Linked DNA regions of Homo sapiens: region 1 is linked to region 2. The links are chromatin loops, found by intact Hi-C in ENCODE. Cell type or tissue: K562. All regions are shown on one strand. Links, peaks and the distances in the headings refer to the core of each region. The heading gives the core; the rest is flanking DNA. Region 1 has its middle 41 kb from the start of AGPAT4. Region 2 overlaps AGPAT4 (1-acylglycerol-3-phosphate O-acyltransferase 4).

Region 1 (9,549 bases), core at 663-8,662, 60 kb before region 2:
CACTTTCCTAACTCTTATCTGATGTCACTATCCTCCCTTCACAGTGGGAATAATACAATGCTTTTTTCATCCAGGGAGGTGGCAGTTTTACTGGTTGTCATTTTATTTATCAAATATGCTGATTGTTCTAACTAATATCTTATAAGCTTCTTTTAAGAAATCTATTACTCAATTTAAAAGATACAGGATAGAATAATGCAATTTATAAAATAACCAAAACATGTCCTTAAATTCCACTATTGTAATAGTAACCATGCTTCTTAAACAATAGTTACTAGTATTCTTATTATCAATGTCTTTTATTTTATCCTGTAGGAAATTATTCACTTGTACAAATAAAATAGAACTACTTGGGATTTTTAAAAATGATCCTTCCCTCCTTCATTTTGGGTAATATTTGAAGAACCACTGTTCAGGAGAAAATACCATTAATTTAGACCAAGAAATGTCCACAAGATTCATGTGGACAAAGGAAACACATAATAAAGAAAACCTAGAGTTTGCAAAACAAATAGAACTTGATAACTGTGGTACCTCTGCCCTGAGCTTCCAGTCTCCTTCCCCCTAACTTTATGAGCAGTGAAAACTTCATATCAAATGTACCCTGGAAGACGTTTTCCAGGAAAAGAAAGCAACCCCCTTGACTAGACAATGAGCAGTTGTCAAGCTGCTAGGGACCGATTTGTTCCTAGATCCAGATGGGGACTGGATCCAGTTCCCATGCAGCTGTGCACAGCAACTGATCTTCTCAGATGTGGAACAATGAGGCTTTCATCAGGACATATCCTATGGTGAGTGCTAGACAGAACTCAAAGGCTGGAGATGGAGAGGGATAGTGTTGAGAGCTGGGGAAGGGTTAAAAAACTCACCCTCTAACCTGAAGAGTCACATTACAGGTTTTCAAACACATTGGTTAGTAGAGAAGGAGGCCAAAATGAAAAACAGAAAATTCTTCATAACCTGGAGTTTCTAAAGTGCAGTGCTCTTCATTTCAAAGTTTATAACGCAATCAGCACTGAACCAATGCTGTTTCATAGAACACTTTAAGATAATTGCTTTGATGAGCCCACAGAACTTATTTAACAACTTGCTGCTGATATCATTATGCTAAAACTTGGGATGCGTATGAAATTTTGGAAGAAAAAAGGAAAATAATAAACCGTCGGATTGGGAAAAGAGATTGAAATCCAGCTATTTCTTCTAAGTTGTGATAGTAAGTAGTCATGATTATTAGATATATCTCTTTCATGCCTCACTTTTTCAGTGCCCTCCTCCCATACTTAGGATACATCGCTAAAGTTGCTAGGAAGACAGGGCTGAATACACAGCCCTGCCCTTGGCATACATGGTCTAATTTCAAGGGATTGCTTTAAATAGAATTCTCTGCTAGAGCTAATCGGTGTCAAATATGAGAAGAAAATTATCCTTTCATAGAAGGGGAAAGTCTGCCTTCGTTCAATGGTGTGCCTGTGCAATGATCGTGCCGTCAGGTTTCACAAAAGCCTCTTTGTACCGAACACTGCTGATGCAATGAATGTGACCACAGTAGAGCCTGTGCCCTCTTTTGTTGCTGAATGTAGACTCCTACAATGCAGTGCCACCTACTTCCCCGGCTTTGTTTTCATAATAACTGGTTTGCATTTTTGGTACTTTAACCAAGTGTTGTAGCCCAGTGCTTTTAAGATCTATGATTAACAGGAATTTTAATATGTTGTATTTTGAATAGGTTTGCCAAGCTCCTGACGGTTTCCCTAATCACCAGGAACTTAAATATCACCAAACTGCTCACAAAGAGCCTCAGCTGCAAAATGCATATCCTGCCAGGTGTAAGGTTTCTGTCTAGACCAATGAGAAGGGCTTGAAGGTCACTGAATTCCCACATGGGGTCATGCACCTTTCCACGTCCTGAAGACACATCAGAAAGGATTTTCACATTTATGCATCCATTCTTTCATTCATTCAACTCCCTAAGTTATTTGGGGCCTTATGTGTGACATCTCTTGCTAGATCCTGAGTGGAGCAGGTTAAGCAGAGAGGGGCAAAAGAGCAGAATCAAAGGTAAAGATTACATCATCTCTGGAAAAAAAACGAGCTCTAGAAGACATTGTGTTAGATCCTACTATTGTGGCAATGTATAATTCCCAAAGAGTATAATTATATTGTAATTGAGTAGGAGAATGTCATTATTCTTGAGAGATATATATTTAGGGGTGAAGTATCATGATGTCTACGACATCAAACAGTTTGGCAAAAAGTATATACATATGTGTGTGTATATGTACACATACAGATTCCACTGTGGTCACGTTTGTTGGATCAGCAGTGTTTGGGTACAAAGAGGATTTTGTAGAACCTGACAGCACGATCATTGCCACTATATGTACATATACACATACACATATGTATATATACACATAAGCACACACACACATATATATAATGTGTATATACTGTGTACATACAGTCATGCCTCTCTTAACAATGAGGATATGTTTTGAGAAATCCATTGTTAGGGCCAGGTGTTTTGAGAAATCCATTGTTACGGTGGCTCACACCTGTAATCCCAGCACTTTGGGAGGCTGAGGAGGGCAGATCACCTGAGGTCAGAAGTTCGAGACCAGCCTGGCCAACATGGAAACTCCGTCTCTACTAAAAATACAAAAATTAGCCAGACATGGTGGTGCACTCCTATAATCCCAGCTACTGGGGAGGCTGAGGCAGGAGAATCGCTTGAACCCAGAAGAGGGAGGTTGCAGTGAGCCAAGATCACGCCACTGCACTCCAGCCTGGGCAACACAGCAAGACTCCGTCTCAAATTAAAAAAAAAAAAATGCATTCTTAGGCAACTTTGTTGTGTAAACATGTTAGAGTACACTTACACAAACCTAGATGGTATAGCCCATGAGGCACCTGTTTCTCTCAGGCTACCAACCTGTACAGCATGGGACTTTACTGAATACTGTAGATAATTGTAACACAACGGTTTTTGTGCATCTAAACATAGAAAAGGTGCAGCAAGGGCTAGGAGCGGTGGCTCATGCCCATAATCCCAACACATTGGGAGGCCAAGGTGAGTGGATCACCTGAGGTCAGGAGTTCGAGACCAGCCTGGCCAACACGGCAAAACTCCGTCTCTACTAAAAATACAAAAACTAGCTGGGTGTGGTGACGGGCACCTGTAATCCCAGCTACTAAGGAGGCCGAGGCAGGAGAATTGCTTGAACCCAGGAGGTGGTTGCAGTAAGCCAAGATCATACCACTGCACTCCAAGCTGGGTGACAAGAGCAAAACTCCATCTCAAAAAAAAAAAAGGTACAGCAAAATCCAGTATACAGTATAAAAGAAAAAAATTGGTACACCTGTGTAGGGCATTTACTCTGACTGGAGCCTGTGGGACTGGCAGTTGCTCTGGGTGAGTCAGTGAGTGAGTGGAGAGTGAGTGTGAAGGCCGAGGATATGACTTTCCGCTCAACACCGTTCACTTAGGCTAGACTAAATTCATTTAAAAAATTTCTTTCTTCAGTAATAAATTGATCTTATCTTACTGTAACTTTTTTACTTTAAAAACTTTTTCATTTTTAAAAAACCTTTGGACTCATTTGTAATAACAAAGCTTATAAGACAAACACATTGTACAGCTGTAACAAATTTTCTTGCTTTAGGTCCTTATTCTATCAATCAGCTTTTTTCTATTTTTAATTTTTTTTTTTTACTCTTAAAACCTTTTCTTAAAAACTAATATACAAACACACACACATACACCTAAGATCACACAGGGTCAGGATCACCAATATCACTGTCTTCTGACATCTGGTCCCACTGGGAGGTCTTCAGGGGCAAGGCCACCCATGAAGCTGCATCTCCTATGATCACTGTCCTTCTTCTGGACACCTCCTGAAGGATCTCTCTGAGACTGTTTTACAGTTAACTTTTTTCTATAAAGAGAAGGCATACACTCTAAAATAATGATTAAAAAGTATAGGCTAGTAATACCTAAACCAGCCACATTGTCATTTATTATCATTACCCAGCATTATGCACAGTACATAATTGTATGTGCTAGATTTTTATATGATTGGCCCCACAGTGGATTTGTTTACAGTGCTGCATTGTGATGTTAGGACAGCTATGATGTCAATAGGCCATAGGAATTTTTCAGCTCCATTATTATTTTATGGGACCATTGTCATATATATATATACACACGCATATATATATATATACATAAAATGTGTATATGTATCTCTTTAAAGATAGCAGATACGGGCCGGGTGCGGTTACTCACGCCTGTGTTAGATATGAGTTCTAAATTTATCTTCAAAGAATAAATATGTCAGTATATTCAATTCTTTGCCTTCTACTTTTAAACTTAACTTCCTCGTAAAGCAACCTTTTTCAATTACCTGCTTCACCCTGACTCATTCTGATTACCTGCTGCACCCTGACTCATTCCGATTACCTGCTCCACCCTGACACTCATTCGGATTACCTGCTTCACCCTGACTCATTCCGATTACCTGCTCCACCCTGACACTCATTCGGATTACCTGCTTCACCCTGACTCATTCCGATTACCTGCTCCACCCTGACTCATTCCGATTACCTGCTCCACCCTGACTCATTCCGATTACCTGCTTCACCCTGACTCATTCTGATTACCTGCTTCACCCTGACTCCTTCGGATTACCTGCTCCATCCTGACTCATTCCTATTACCTGCTCCACCCTGACTCATTGCAATTTCCTGCTCTGCCCTTAACCATTTTTCCCACCAAACCACTCACCCCCTCACGCTCTTTAAATTAGCCAATCAGAATTAGTTTAGCCTGTGCAGTCTAACCCTAGCCAATAGGGAAAGGATACAGCAGCAGGGGCCATGTGCGTCAGGGATAAGAACCCCTTCCCCTCCCTGGTCCAAGTGTGCACTCACCATTGCCCCATCTGTAAGGGCGCACCCTTCTATAGAAGTACATTGACTTGCTGAAAATTAAAAAGAAAATTTTATATTCGAGTGCTATTTCTTTTGCAGCACCGAAACTTTATTTATAACAATTTGGGGGCTCCCTCGTGATACATTCCCCTTCCGGGCAGTCTCTGGTTCTCTCTGGTGAGGACGTGCGCCCCGCCGCCTTGTGGGGGCCTCAGGGGTGAGAAATCAGGACCCACCCAGTTCCAGGAATAACCCGAGCTCTCAGCAACGCAGAAAGAAACTGGCCAGCAACCTAGCTTAAAGGATCCTCACATACTGCAGAGGTGACTCTGTGCACAGACCAAGGAAGGAGAAGCCGCGGGAGCCGGTAAAGTACTTCCTTGTTGGTCAAATTCTGGAGGGCTAAATGTGTGTGTGTGTGAATGATCACAAACAACCCTACTTGTGGTGTTCTTCGTGTGGATGGTGACAAGTCCTACTGCTGGACAGAGTGAGTGGGACCTCTCCGGGGTTCCGTAGCTACCTCATATAGCTTAGGGCGGATCCTGCCATGGGATTTATACCGGCACTCTAACACTAAGAGGGGCCTAACTCTCCCTTGGGGGAGCAGCCAGAGAGGACAACACGAGTGGGAAGTGTGCAAGGGACCTTCAGAGGGGGAAAGGGAGGAAACAGGTCAACCTTCTAGAGCAGCAAGGCAAGACACCCCCTGGTTTGAGGGGTTGAGCCTTCCGCAAATTTCAGGGGGTTGAACCTCACACAAACCTCCTGTAGTAAGAAAAATATTCAGAACTCCCCTTTCCTTTCTTCTCAGGGAAAGAAAGAGTAGCTGCACTCCCACCGGTCCCTCCCCTAGGGGAAGGGGAAGGAGAGGGGAGAAGAGCAGCATAAGCGGCTGGCAGAGGCAGAGAAAGAGACAGAGTCAAAGAGAGAGAGAGGCAGAGAGAGAGAAAGAGACAGAGACAAACAGAGAGAGGGAGAGTAGTAAAGAGAAAACAGTGTACCCTATTCCTTTAAAAGCCAGGGTAAATTTAAAACCTATAATTAATAATTGAAGGTCTTCTCCCTGACCCTATAACACTCCAATACCACCTTGTTGCCAGTGTAAACAAGGTTGTAACCCAAAAGCCCTGAGGTGACTGACAACCCGTAGCCTTCCTAATCAAAAATCCTTAACCCAGTAACCCGTGGATGGCCCAAATGCATTCAATCTGTAGTGGAAACTGCTTCGCTAACAGAAGAAAGTAGAAAAATAACTTTTAGAGTAAACTTCATTGTGAGCACACCTCATCAGGTCAGAACTATCCTAAGTCAAAAAGAAAACAAAAGATAGCTTACTGACTCAAGAACCTTAAAGTATGAGGCTATTCTGTTAGAAAAAGATGATTTAACATGAACCACTGAAAATTCCCTTAACCCACCAGGTTTCCTAACAGGGCATCTAAATCTTAATTACCATACAAAGGTCCAACCAGACCTAGGAGGAACTACCTTCAGGACAGGACTGTAGATGCTTCCTCCTGGGTGATTGAAGGAAAAAGACACAATGGGTATTCAGTAAGTGATAAGGAAACTCTTGGAGAAGCCAAGTTAGGAAAATTGCCTAACAATTGGTCTGCTCAAACGTGCCTGCGAGCTGTTTGCACTCAGCCAAGCCTTAAAGTGCTTACAGAATCAGGAAGGAGTCATCTATACTAATTCTAAGTTAATATGGACTGAACGAGGTCTTATTAATAGCAAAGAATAATTGAAATCCCAAACTTACAAGGTTTTCAACAAAAGTAAAGTTTGCTAAAAGTTAAGAGTGTAACATGTATTATCCTAACGTCTAATCTTGTGGCCTTAGACAGTCTAGTCCACAGAAATGAAGGAAGTTCAATTTGGAAAAGAATGGTTATCATCTTTGAGAAAAAACAAAGGAGGGGGGAGAGAATTTATGTAAAAAGGAATATTATATGGTAAATTCTTGTCCTAAAATAAATGAACTGGTTGTTTAGAGAAAGGGATGTTTGCAACAAATCAGAAAGTTGAGGCATGTTGAAGAATTGTCTGTGAAAGTTATGGGAAAAAAAAGTTATAAAAGGGAATTTATGCAAGAAATGTTGTATAATTTAAAAGTAATTAGGCCTCCTGAATGTAAAACTATTGAAGAAACAGTTTATGTGTAAGGTGTGTAAGGAAAGTAAAACGTACTTTGGTAAAAGGATTATAAGGAGACATAAGAGTGTGGATTTTTACCTACATTAAATGGTTAAAAAAAAATTGTTTTAAAGGTTTAGGCAAGTTTTGAAATGTTAATTGAAAAGGAAATTCTGTGTGTAAACATATTGGGTAAAGTTAAAGGGATATCACCCAGTTTTTCTGAGAACTGGACATTAAAATAAAAGCACAACATGTTTTTCTTAAAGCACTAACCTGCTTTTTAACAAAAATTATAAAAGGTTAAAAAGCATCTATACAAATCTTACCATATGGTCAGACATTAAAAATTGGATAAATATGGCTACAAGATTTTATTAAAATTAACTTTAACATTAAAAACACACTAATGTAAAGGTGAAATTTAGCTTATCTGGTATAAATATCATACAGGAAGCATTGGCAAATATAAAACGGTGTTTGGCTTTCTTTGGTCTAAAAAATAATAAAAATAGGTGCTAAAGAAAATTTCTCAGCAAGAAGGTGCCAAGGACTATAAAGTCCATTGCTGATGTCCCCACATGTAAAACAAAAGATCAATTTCTTAGAAATTATATACTTGGTTTATCTTCTACTTTCCTTTCCCTCAAAACTAAAAGTCTTTTAGCACAGGTACCAGCCCTAGAATTTCCGGTAAACCAGCACCAGCCTGAGGATCACATTCTCATCAAAGGGTGGGGAGAAGGAAAACTTGAGCCAGCCTGGGAAGGACTTTACCTTGTGTTACTAATCACCGAGACTGCTGTTCATACAGTGGAAAGGGGATGGACTCATCACACCCGAGTCAAAAAAGCACCGCCTTCTCCAGAGTCGTGGGCCATAGTCCCAGGGGAAAACGCTACCAAACTAAAGCTAAGAAAAATTTAACTCTTTCATCTATTCTATTACTTTTTCTTCTTTCCTCACTCTATTGCTGACCATCTAGTTATTAACATAACCAAGTCAATTTCGCCTCAAACTATTGCATTTGGTGCTTGCCTTGTTATACCCTGTGGGAACTTGCCAAGTCAGAGACAGCTCTCTACTTCAGAAAAGCACCTCTGTCCCTCCTGACTCTTCTCAGATTAGGCATTAGTGAACTGGGACCATTTAATCCGAGGAGATTTTGATAAAGACCCCGGCGTCAACCAGGAGTCTTGCCCTCCCAATGTACAGCTTTTATGCCATAGTTGGTCCAGCATTCTGTGGACCACTAAAGAGCAAGGATGGACCGCCCCAACCTGTTTTTGTAATTTCCTAAAACTGTACATTCATGTTACTAGAGGGACAGCCCCCCACTAAGTGTCAGCTAAACCAGTGCAATCCTATACAGGTTATTATCTCGAATCCTCAAACTTCTTCCCCTTTTCTAAGCCGGTTCCCTCCTTTAAGCCAGTTTTATGGTATGGGGGTTGAGGTTTGAGGGACAGACCCTATTGGATTCTTTAAAATGTATTTCTTTGATCCCGCACTGCCTGCACCTTCTTCTAAGCCTTCTTCCAAAACCTCTCACAACGGAATAATTGCTCCTCCTCCATCTAACCACAAGACCAAGATGGCTGTCGTAGAAGTTAAAGACTTAAAACAAGTATTGGCAATTGAAACAGGTTACCAAGTTGCAAATGCCTGGTTGGAATGGATCAGATATTCCGTCCGCACTTTAAACGAAAGCAATTGTTATGCTTGTGTGCATGGCAGGCCAGAGGCCCAGATTGTCCCCTTTCTAGTAGGGTGGTCCTCCAGTTGACCAGGAGTGGGCTGCATGATAGCTCTTTTCCCGGATCCTACAGCCTGGAGTAACAAGTTGTGCCATGCTCTCTCTCTGCTATATCCCGAAGTCCGGCATCCTATGGGCCAGCCCCTGAGGGCCATCCAGCTTCTGTCTCCCAACACTAAGTTAACTTCATATCTCTCACGACAGGGAGGAAACAGCATTCCTTGGAGACCTGAGGGGATGCAGTGAGCTTAAGAATTTTCAAGAACTTATCAATCAGTCAGCCCTTGTTCATCCCCTAGTGGATGTGTGGTGGTATTCTGGTGGACCTTTACTGGACACTCTGCCGAATAACTGGAGCGGCACTTGTGCTTTAGTCCAATTGGCTATCCGTTTCACCCTGGCATTTCATCAACTAGAGGAAGGAAAAATAAGACATCATAATGCGAGAGAAGCCCCTTATGGGTCTTTCGACTCTCATGTCTATTTAAACGCAACTGGAGTCCCACGGGGAATACCAGATCAATTTGAATTCCGAAATCAAATAGCTGCAGGATTTGAGTCAATATCTTGGTGGGTGACAATTAATAAAAATGTAGATTGGATAAACTACATCTACTACAACCAACAGTGATTTAGTAACTACACTAGAGATGCTGTTGAAGGAATAGCTGAGCCATTAGGGGCTACAGGCCAGATGGCTTGGGAAAATAGGATAGCCTTAGACA
Region 2 (9,549 bases), core at 457-8,456:
GGTGGGAGTAATGGCCCCTCCGTCTTCCTAGCAGTTCACTGAAGCCTGAAGCAGTGAGAGGCTGCTGGATCCCACTGTGCTTTTGTTAAAGCCCTGTCCCCACATGCTGTTCTTGGCTTGTTATAGTGGCACGCAGTTCACTTCCAGAGACTCCCCAGCCCCAAACACGTATAGCGCCAGGTGAATGGAAGTTTCCTCCAGTGCAACTCCTGGATGGGTCTGAGAAGGGAAGCAAGAACCAGGATGTGACTCAATGGTGAACTTACGACTCGGCCCTGGGGGTGCAGCGTGCACATAGATACCATGGAGCTAGGTGCTGACATTGTAAAAAGTGGACCCCTGTCCGGAAGACTTTCATTTTCTTTCGGCAGTTCTTAACTCTCTTCCTTGGTCACATTTGAGGAGTTGCCCTGTTGGTAAGCTCAAGGTGCCACTCAGCCAGAGAGTCCTCCTGGGCATGTGAACTGTGCGGTGACCTGGGACCCCACAGTTGGGGTAAGGCTCTGCTCTCCCTTGTTGAAATTCTTGATAGTTTTTGAAGAAGGAACCCCACATTCTCATTTTGACCAGGCCTGGCAAATGCTGTAGCCTTTCCTGCATTGAGTATAGAGTTAGTGAGTTTTCACACGTGCTGGTAGTGTGGCACATGTGTGAAAACTCACTAACTCTAGACTCAACCAACTCCAGACCGCCCTGCAAAAGACCGGGTGGCTCTACAAAAGTCCGTGATCACCAGCAACTCAAAGCATACGCGCTGCGGACAGCCAAGGTCATATTAGGACTATCTCAGTATAGAAAGGATGATTGGTGCTGTTAAAGCTTCAGGGGTGCAGAGGTCTGTTACATGGCATTGTGACCATAACTAAGAATAATGTGTATTTAAACATTACTAAAAGAATAGATTTTAAACTTTCTCATCATAAGAAAAATAAGTATGGGAAGTGATCGATACGTTAGCGAGCTTCATTTAATCATTTCACGGTGTAAACGTATATCATAACATTATGTTGTACACCATAAATATGTACAATTTTTATTTGTCAATTGAAAAGAATTTAAGGCCGGGTACCGTGGCTCACACCTGTAATCCCAGCACTTTGGGAGGCTGAGGCGGGAGGATCACTTGAGGTCAGGAGTTTGATACCAGCCTTGCCTGTATGATGAAACCCTGTCTCTACTAAAAATACAAAAAATTAGCTGGGCCTGGTGGCGGGCGCCTGTAATCCCAGCTACTTGGGAGGCTGAGGCATGAGAATCTCTTGAACCTGGGAGTGGGGGTTGCAGTGAGCCTAGATTGTGCCACTGCACTTCCAGCCTGGGCGATAGAGTGAGACTCATTCTCCAAAAAAAAAAAAAAATTAAATGCTTGTGGTAAAATAGTCCCCAAGTCTTTCACATCTAGCCATGTGATTAAACTTTCAACCAAGTCTTGCTACAACCTAGCTTGAGTAATGACTCTCTGTGGATGGTGTTTCTGTGTTTTTTGCGGGGAGTGGGGTGGGGAGGAGAAATAAGAACCATCTCCCAACATATATAGGTGGTGAAGTCCAAAGCTGAAGTTGCCCCAGATAAGAGAACTCTCCTGTTTTCTAGGACTGTGAGAGGTTATTGCTCTCTTGTGTCAATTTTAGTTGTGTTTTTTCTTTCTGTATTTTGCTTGTCTTATGATTCAAGACATGAACATAAATATACATTTGAAAATTTCCACCAAGAGGTGGAAAAGTTTATAGATTCAGAGAAGATAACTTTGTACAAAACAAAAGTCTAAAAATGGTTGTTGGATACTCTCAGGTATTTGGAGAATCTGCCAACCCGTTTGCAGGAAATTTGTTTTCAAATGGGAAAGGATAGAACAGCCTGAAGATGGGAGTGCAGTCATTTTGAGTTACTTCCGTTATTGCAGCCAAGGGAAGTCACTTTTTAGGGAAGACAATGGACGTAGAGTTTTCATCTCTGAACTGCCACTCTCAGTCTTTGAGGTCTCATGGAGGAAAAAAAGTGTCATAAGACTGGAGATAAGTAAAATTCCTTGTTTTTAAAAGTTGAGAAGTGTAAATACTAGAACTTTCATTCTGGCACGCAGGAGTTTTTTCCTTCCAAGTGTTTTAACGTAGGAAGTAATAAATGATCCCATGGAGCCAGGATGTGTGCGCCAAAACTAAATCATGTTGAGTTAACCTCACTTATTTCATTGGTACCGTTACTGGGTGAGTCAGTTGAGAAAGTGCCAGAGCAAGGGTGATCCTGTAAAGTAAACATTTGACAGACTGCGTCACCACATCCTTGTGTATATGATGGTGACCTGGGGATTGGGACCAGATGGGTTCATAGCTAATGGAACAACAGAATAAGCTTGTATTCACTTCCATATGAAATAGAAGGTGGGACTAACGCTGTCTTTCCTTTTTTTTTCTTCTCTTTCTCCTTCTTGTCCACATTCCTTTTTAATTTCCATGAAGAAAATTAATTTAAATTGACTTCTCATATTTCAAGAACCCTTTGATCATTTTTTTGATGTTGGATTTCAGCAGTTTTAAAAACTTCTGTCTTCATTTAATTTTTTAATGGCATTACTAAGATATAATTTACATACCATAAATTCACCCATTTTAAGTGTATAGTTCAATGAGTTTTGGTAAATTTGGCGTTGTGTAACCATCACCAAAATCCAGCTTAGAACGCCTCTCTCATCCCAAAAGTCTCCTCATGCCCACAGGATCCATCCTCACATGTGTCTGTAGCTCAGACAATCAGTGATCCAGTTTCTGTGTCTGTAATTTGGCCTTTGATAGGTATTGCCTATGAGTGGGATAATTCACTATGTATTGTTCTGTGTCTGGCTCTGTTCATTTAGCATAATATGCTTGAGATCCACCCGTGGCATGCATGGAGCCGGGACTGGTTCCTTCTTGTTAGTGGTCTTCCGTCCTGTGGCTGTACCATCTCTTGCTTCTTTATTCACCGGGTGATGGATATTTGGAACATTTTAGCATTCATCTAATTTTAAGTTTACTACTTTTATCCTGATCCAAAGTTCATGTTAGAAACAAGTGCTGTTTTCATTGCCACTTTCCCCCCATCTCCAACATCTCATTTAGGGCACAGGAAAATTCTTAGTAAGGACTTAGAGGAAAAGTGAAGACCTCTGCCTCCACGCCCACTGGCTAAGGTGGCTGGTCTGCAGGGAGCTCGCAACAGGCGTCTCCAACGTGATGCCAAAGGCTGACTTTTGGGAAAGTGGAAACTCTCCCAGACCTAAAACTGGAGAAAAGGCACATCCATTCTTGATGCCTGTCTTGTGGGCTTATTCGTCTCCTAGGCAGAATGCATGAAAATTTCAGTGTTGCCAAACTGATGAACCCATTTCTTTCCCTTCAATTATTTATCTCCCCACTGATTTCATTAATTAATGAAGCTTTTGGCAATCCACCAGATTTCTTTCGGGAACGCTCTTTGTCAGTGTCGACTGTGTACAGGCTGCAGGGACCGGGGGAGCCATCAGACGCCGTCTCTGCCTCCCGAGCCTGCTTCAGGGAGGACGTGTCAGCTCCGCTGTGTGGCTATCAGAGGAAGCTGGTTTCATAGCACGAGTGTCATGTCTGTCACGTATTTCAGCCCTGGAACTTCTCCCCACATTTCATGTGAACACAGCAAATGTGTTCATCCATGACACACGGCAGAGAGCAGCGCTGGTGGTGAGGAACATCAGCAGAGTGTTTAATCTCAGCTTTTCAAAGCAGCCTCACAGGAAGGAGAACAAAATATTTGATCCACCGAAGACTTTTCCCCAATCTTAGGCACAAAGCCTAATTCTTCTAGATGGTGGCGGTCGCTGCCGTCACCATGCGTGCCTGGGGTTGATTTCCTCTTGCCTGGGAAACTTAGGGTGTTAGCCAGGTTTTCGTATCCTTCCAGCTTTGCCCATTGCCTATACTCAGGATCCAGGGTAAGGGCCAGTCCTACTTAAGGACCAGTCTCCGAGATCATTTCAGTTGAGGGGGATCTGTTTTACTTCCTGCAAGTGCTGTGGTGGGCAGTAACATCCTGCCAACCGGCCTCGCCTGGACACCTTGCTCTGCCTGGGTGAGGGTGGAGTGGCTTTTTCCTGCAGGCTGAAACTCCCTGACTCCTTTCTGCAGCTCATTTCCTTCATCTAAACAGCATGTCCCTCTATGTGTTGACATGGCTGTGTGGACTGAAGGCTGACTCTGCTTATGTTTTGTCTTCTGTGGGGCCAGTGTTTTTTTCTTTGTTTTTACATACAGCTTTATTGAGATATAATTTATATACCATAAAATTCACCCATTGCAAGTGTGCAGTGCAATGGCTTTTTGTATATTCATGGTTGTGCGACCATCACCACTATCTACTTTGAGAGCATTTTTAGCACCTCAGAGAGAAACCGTACATATCAGCAGTCACTCCCCCATCCTGCCCCCTCCAGCCCTAGACAACCACAAGTTCACTTTCTGTCTCCATGCATTGGCCTAGTCCGAACCTTTCATATAAACCGAATCGTACCATATGTGGTGTTTTGTGACGGGTTTCTTTCATATAACATGTTTTTGAGGTTCATTCATGTTGTAGCATGTATCAGTAATTAATTTATTCTTTCTTGTGGCTGGAGAATATTCCATTTTATGGATATACTGTATTGTATTTATCCACGCATCAGTTGATGAACACTGGGGCTGTTTCGGCCTTTGGCTATCGAGAGCAACGCTGCCGTGAACGTGGGTGTACAAGATTTTGTGTGGATGTGTGTTTTCATTTCTCCTGAGTAGATTCCTAGGAGTAGAGTTTCTGGGTCATATGGTAATTCTAACATCAGAAGAACTACAGCTGGATGTGTTTCATTCACTTCCCAAAATCTTTTCTGAAGCGAAAGAAGCAATGGTATTTTGCAGAGGGGTCTCGGACTTTCAAATCCAAGTTCCTTTGCTCTTTGGACCTACGTCAAGCCATTATCATAGAGCTAATGAAGGAGAACTGGATGTGTGAGGTATTACAGGGAAAGATGAAGTAGCTGGGAGCAGGGCCCTGTGGTGGTGATGATCTGGAGTTTATCACAGGGAACCAGGGCCTGTCTAGACTTAGTGTATCTTTGCTTCAGAAGGGCTGTGTAACCGTATCTGGCTCTGCAATGGCCTCGGAACGATAAGAACAGCTTGCCGGGTGTGTTCTGCAGTTTGAGGCTTTTTCTTCGCGAAGTCAGGGCTGGCTTTTGTGAGCCCAGGCGCTGGATTTCTGGAGCTCTCCAGCCTTGCCAGGATTTGCTTTCTTAGAAACCAGGAAGTCCTTTGAAGACAATGATGTGAAACCCAAACACACTGGCTTTTAGTATTGAATCCATGTTTGTTCTCTAAATTGAGTCGGTATTTACAGATCTTTGAGAATTAAATGAATGTTAAAGCTTAGAACCAAGGATTAACAGAAGAAGTTGTAAGTAGCCTCAGTAAATCTAAGGATTTGCTAACCCATGCTGCTTTCCATGAGAAGGACTGAGTGGAATGGAAGCTGGAGGGTTTGTAAGAAGGCATTTTCTCCTCGATTTCCCAATACTTAGTTATTTCTTACTGTAAGCAGAGGAGTGAAAGGACATAAAGAACATGGCCGTGAGAAAAGATCACCAGGGCCACGCGGTAGAGGCTCTATAAATATTCGCTGAACGAGTTGCCTCTAAACGTATATATGTATATGAATCACTTAATATGTTTTAGTATTTCTAATTGTTCATCTTACTTTATGCCCTCAATAGTGTTATCAGTTAGGCTGATGTGAATGACAGGAAGAAGCTGAGGATCAGAGAAGGTAGGGACCTGAGCAGGTTAGTGACCAAAGAAAATAAGTCATGACTTCCCTGAGCCTCTATTTTCTTAGCTGTACAATGGGTCCACTAGTAAGTCACAGAGCTTTTTCAATATCAAGTGACATATGTTAACATACTCATGTGATCTTAAAAAATGCAGTAGAAAAGTTTTTCTTTTTTTAAAAAAAGTTAAATATATTGACCAAGTGGTTAATACTTTTGATAGAATAATTAGAAAATACAGAGAAGCATAAAGAAGAAAATGAGTATTTCCTATTATCTCACTAACCCCAAACATCCACCTGAAGTGTGAATTGTCCAACCATTTTAAAAAGCAATTTGTTAATATATAGTAAAATCAGAGGTGTGCATGTCAGAATGAGGCAGCAGTTCCAAGTCCAGTGTTCATTACTGCATTGTCTGTAGCACTGAAAACAAATTGGGAGTAATGTGAATGTCCGCCAGTATGGGAATAGATTAATTTTGGGGTAGTCATCCAAAGCAATACTCTTTGCAATTAAAATAACTAAAACTAGATATGTAACATTTCAAAATCGCAGTGTTGAATGTAGAAAGGAGCTCACGAAAGGATTCAGACATTATAAATTGCACATTGTTTGTGAATACATATGTTAAATAATACAGTAAAAGAATAAAAACATAGAAGGAAACATGAATTTCAATCTTGGGGGGTGCAATATATTTATTTATATTACAAATAAAATATTTATAATTTTTAAAATTTAAGTAGAGAGATACATATTATTTTTGCCTTTTAAAAGTTGGATCATATTGGCTGGGTGCGGTGGCTCATGCCTGTAATCCCAGCACTTTGGGAGGCTGAGGTGGGGGGAGCAAGAGGTCAGGAGATCGAGACCATACTGGCTAACACCGTGAAACCCCGTCTCTACTAAAAATACAAAAAATTAGCTGGGCATGGTGGCGGGTGCCTGTAGTCCCAGCTACTCGGGAGGCTGAGGCAGGAGAATGGCGTGAACCTGGGAGGTGGAGCTTGCAGTGAGCAGAGATTGCGCCACTGCACTCCAGCCTGGGCAACAGCGCAAGACTCCGTCTCAAAAAAAAAAAATTAAAAAAAGTTGGATCATATCATATACATTTTTTTTTCTTTTTTTTTGAGTTGGAGTCTAGCTCTGTTACCCAGGCTGGAGTGCAGTGGCTTAATCTTGGCTCACTGCAACCTCCACCTCCGGGGTTCAAGAGATTCTCCTGCCTCAGCCTCCTGAGTAGCTGGGATTACAGGTGCCCACCACCATGCCAGCTAATTTTTGTACTTTTAGTAGAGACGGGGTTTCACCGTATTGGCCAGGATGGTCTCGATCTCCTGACCTCATGATCTGCCTGCCTTGGCCTCTCAAAGTGCTGGGATTACAGACGTGAGCCACAGCTCCCAGACTCATATACATTTTTGTAGACTCTGTATTGTAAGCATCTTTGTGTCACTAAACACACTTCCTCATTGTTTTTCCTGACCCTCCTAAGTCGTTCTGTTCTGACTTAATTGTATTTTCTTTATTTTTGAGACAGAGTCTCACTGTGTCACCCAGGCTGGAATGCAGTGGCGTGATCTTGGCTCACTGCAGCCTCAACCTCCCAGGCTCAGGTGATCCTCCCACCTCAGCCTTCTGAGTGACTGGGACCACAGATGTGCACCACCATGACCAGCTTATTTTTGTATTTTTTGTCACCATGTTGCCGAGACCAATCTCCAACTCCTGGGCTCAAGAGATCTCCCGCCTTGGCCTTACAGAGTGCTGGGACTATAGGCGTGAGCTTCTGTGCCTGTCCAATTGTATTTTCAAAGAATTCTAGAAGAAGCAAAATTGCTGAATCTTCCTTTTCAGATTTTATAATTATTTTCTATTTATTCATTTATAATTGTTCACAATTTTTTCTAATTCATTTATAATATATTTGACCCTGAAGGAGCTCATAACCTAAAAGCAAAAGCAGAATTCAAGACACACAGAATTCATCTAGTTTATGAAGGAATTCCCCAAAGTTTGGGAATTCGCAACGTGAAACTTTTATTTACTTTTACCCAAAATAACCATGAATCAAGCAAATGTCTGGGTTGGAGAGAGGACTCTCCTATTACCACTGCAAGAAACGAGTCACTGACTGCCACCCACAACCCCATGTCAGAGGCCGTAGTTTTGTCAAAGGAAGGTGGTCTCGGGGCCTCTAGAGGCCTCGTTACACCCTCTACTGCTGCACACATTCCTGTTCTGGCACTTGAGTTATAACCATTAACCCACTTATGGAACTTAGTGTTCCATTATTGGAACGCTAAGCATGTGGGAATTATTTATATCCTCCTGCTCAAGGTCATCACCAAGGTCTGATTTTTCACTCATGCAAAAATTCAAAAAATTATACTCTCCAGCATAAATGGGTTAAGAAGATAATTACAATTCCCTACCATCATAGGCCTTCCATTCCCTAATCTGTAACAGGTAATGTATCCCTTTAGAAGAATCTAAATGGCTGCTCCCCCTCTCTGCTTTTGTTCCTCCTGCAGAAACTGCCCTATAGGTAGATTTGTAAACTATCAATGCCCTTATGTGTATCAAGAGCACGTCTCCCATGTTTGAATGGGAAACGTAAGGCCCGGGAAGTGGGCTTGGCATCCACCTGGCTCCCCTCATTCCCACCTGGGAATACGTTGGCACAAATGAACTTGCAGGAGCTCTCAGGCGCAGCTTCCATCCTCCCTGCGGGTCTTTAACCAGCGGCCGGACAGGCTGGTCTGTAATGCAGGGTAACGTTGTGCAGCCTCTGGGAGAGGAAGAGGAGATCAGGTGGAGAGGCCAAGAGAGCAAGGCCAAGGAAAGAGCTGGGGGCACACAAGCTTGGTGGAGCCCTCCTTTGTTCTGACCAGCTGAGTGACAGGCAGGTCACTTAACACTCTAGCTGTCAGCTTTCTCATCTATCAAAGGAATAGTTAGAGAATTGACCCCTACAGTTCAATTCATGTCTGTTTATTGGTATTCGATGTAGGAGAGACTGCATGGGAATCAATGAGGTAGAGAAGGATCTTTCAACAAATGCCTTGGATACAACTGGTTAGCTATTTGGAAATCCATTTAAATCTTCACAGAGGACTGTAACCAAAAATAAGTGTAAGATGGATTGAGTAGCTAAAAACAAAATTAACTATAGAAAAACTAGATAAAATGAGTGAACATTTATCAGTTTTCTGCAGGATAAGAAATAAGCGTAGAAGGAAGCCCTAAGTTTAAACATTATGAAAGAAATTACAGTTCTTACTTCATCGTAATTTAAACCTCCAATAAGCTAAGAATAAAAATAAACAAACTGAAAAAGTTGGTCACTCTAAATGGAATAGGCGAGATGTTATTCTATTTAAGAAAGCAATATGCAAGGGATAAAGGCACAATCAATAAAAAAGTCATGGAGGGGAAACAGCATTTAATAAATACTTTAAAACATGCAGCTTCATGGCCATTCAGAAATGCAGTTTAATGTAAGACTGTATAAAGATTTAATTTTGCTTTTCATTGTTTTTAAATGAGAATTCTTATTGCTGACAAACATGTAGTGAAATGGGTATTTATATATATTGCTAGTAAGAATATAAACAGCTACAAATATTTTGGCAATATTTGGCAATACAAGCAATTTGTCAATATTCACTAGGTACCTTAAAATGTTTGTTTCTGGAATGCAGAAATGTTGTTTCTGGGAATATATTGCAAAGA

Evidence for each region. A loop is a pair of places that touch in the nucleus more often than their neighbours do. Peaks named below come from ENCODE experiments on the same cell type or tissue, not always from the same donor. Only the 100,000 strongest peaks of a DNase experiment are listed, where the experiment ranks them.
Region 1: a loop joins it to region 2, with 4 times the contacts of the local background. A loop is called at or near these places in 1 of 110 quality-filtered maps.

Annotation. Positions count from the first base shown.
Region 1 is chr6:161,310,616-161,320,164 of GRCh38, reverse strand. No RefSeq gene overlaps it. Among named protein-coding and RNA genes, the nearest start is that of AGPAT4, 41 kb to the right of the region's middle. RefSeq lists an enhancer at 3,978-5,177. In K562, for the core only: no CTCF peak of the experiment used is centred there; DNase peaks (open chromatin) are centred at 4,814, 5,134 and 5,454; H3K4me3 peaks cover 1,634 bases.
Region 2 is chr6:161,250,608-161,260,156 of GRCh38, reverse strand. The region is part of intron 1 of AGPAT4 (1-acylglycerol-3-phosphate O-acyltransferase 4); the gene reads left to right. Among named protein-coding and RNA genes, the nearest start is that of AGPAT4, 19 kb to the left of the region's middle. In K562, for the core only: no CTCF peak of the experiment used is centred there; DNase peaks (open chromatin) are centred at 2,264, 4,436, 5,106 and 5,575; H3K4me3 peaks cover 589 bases.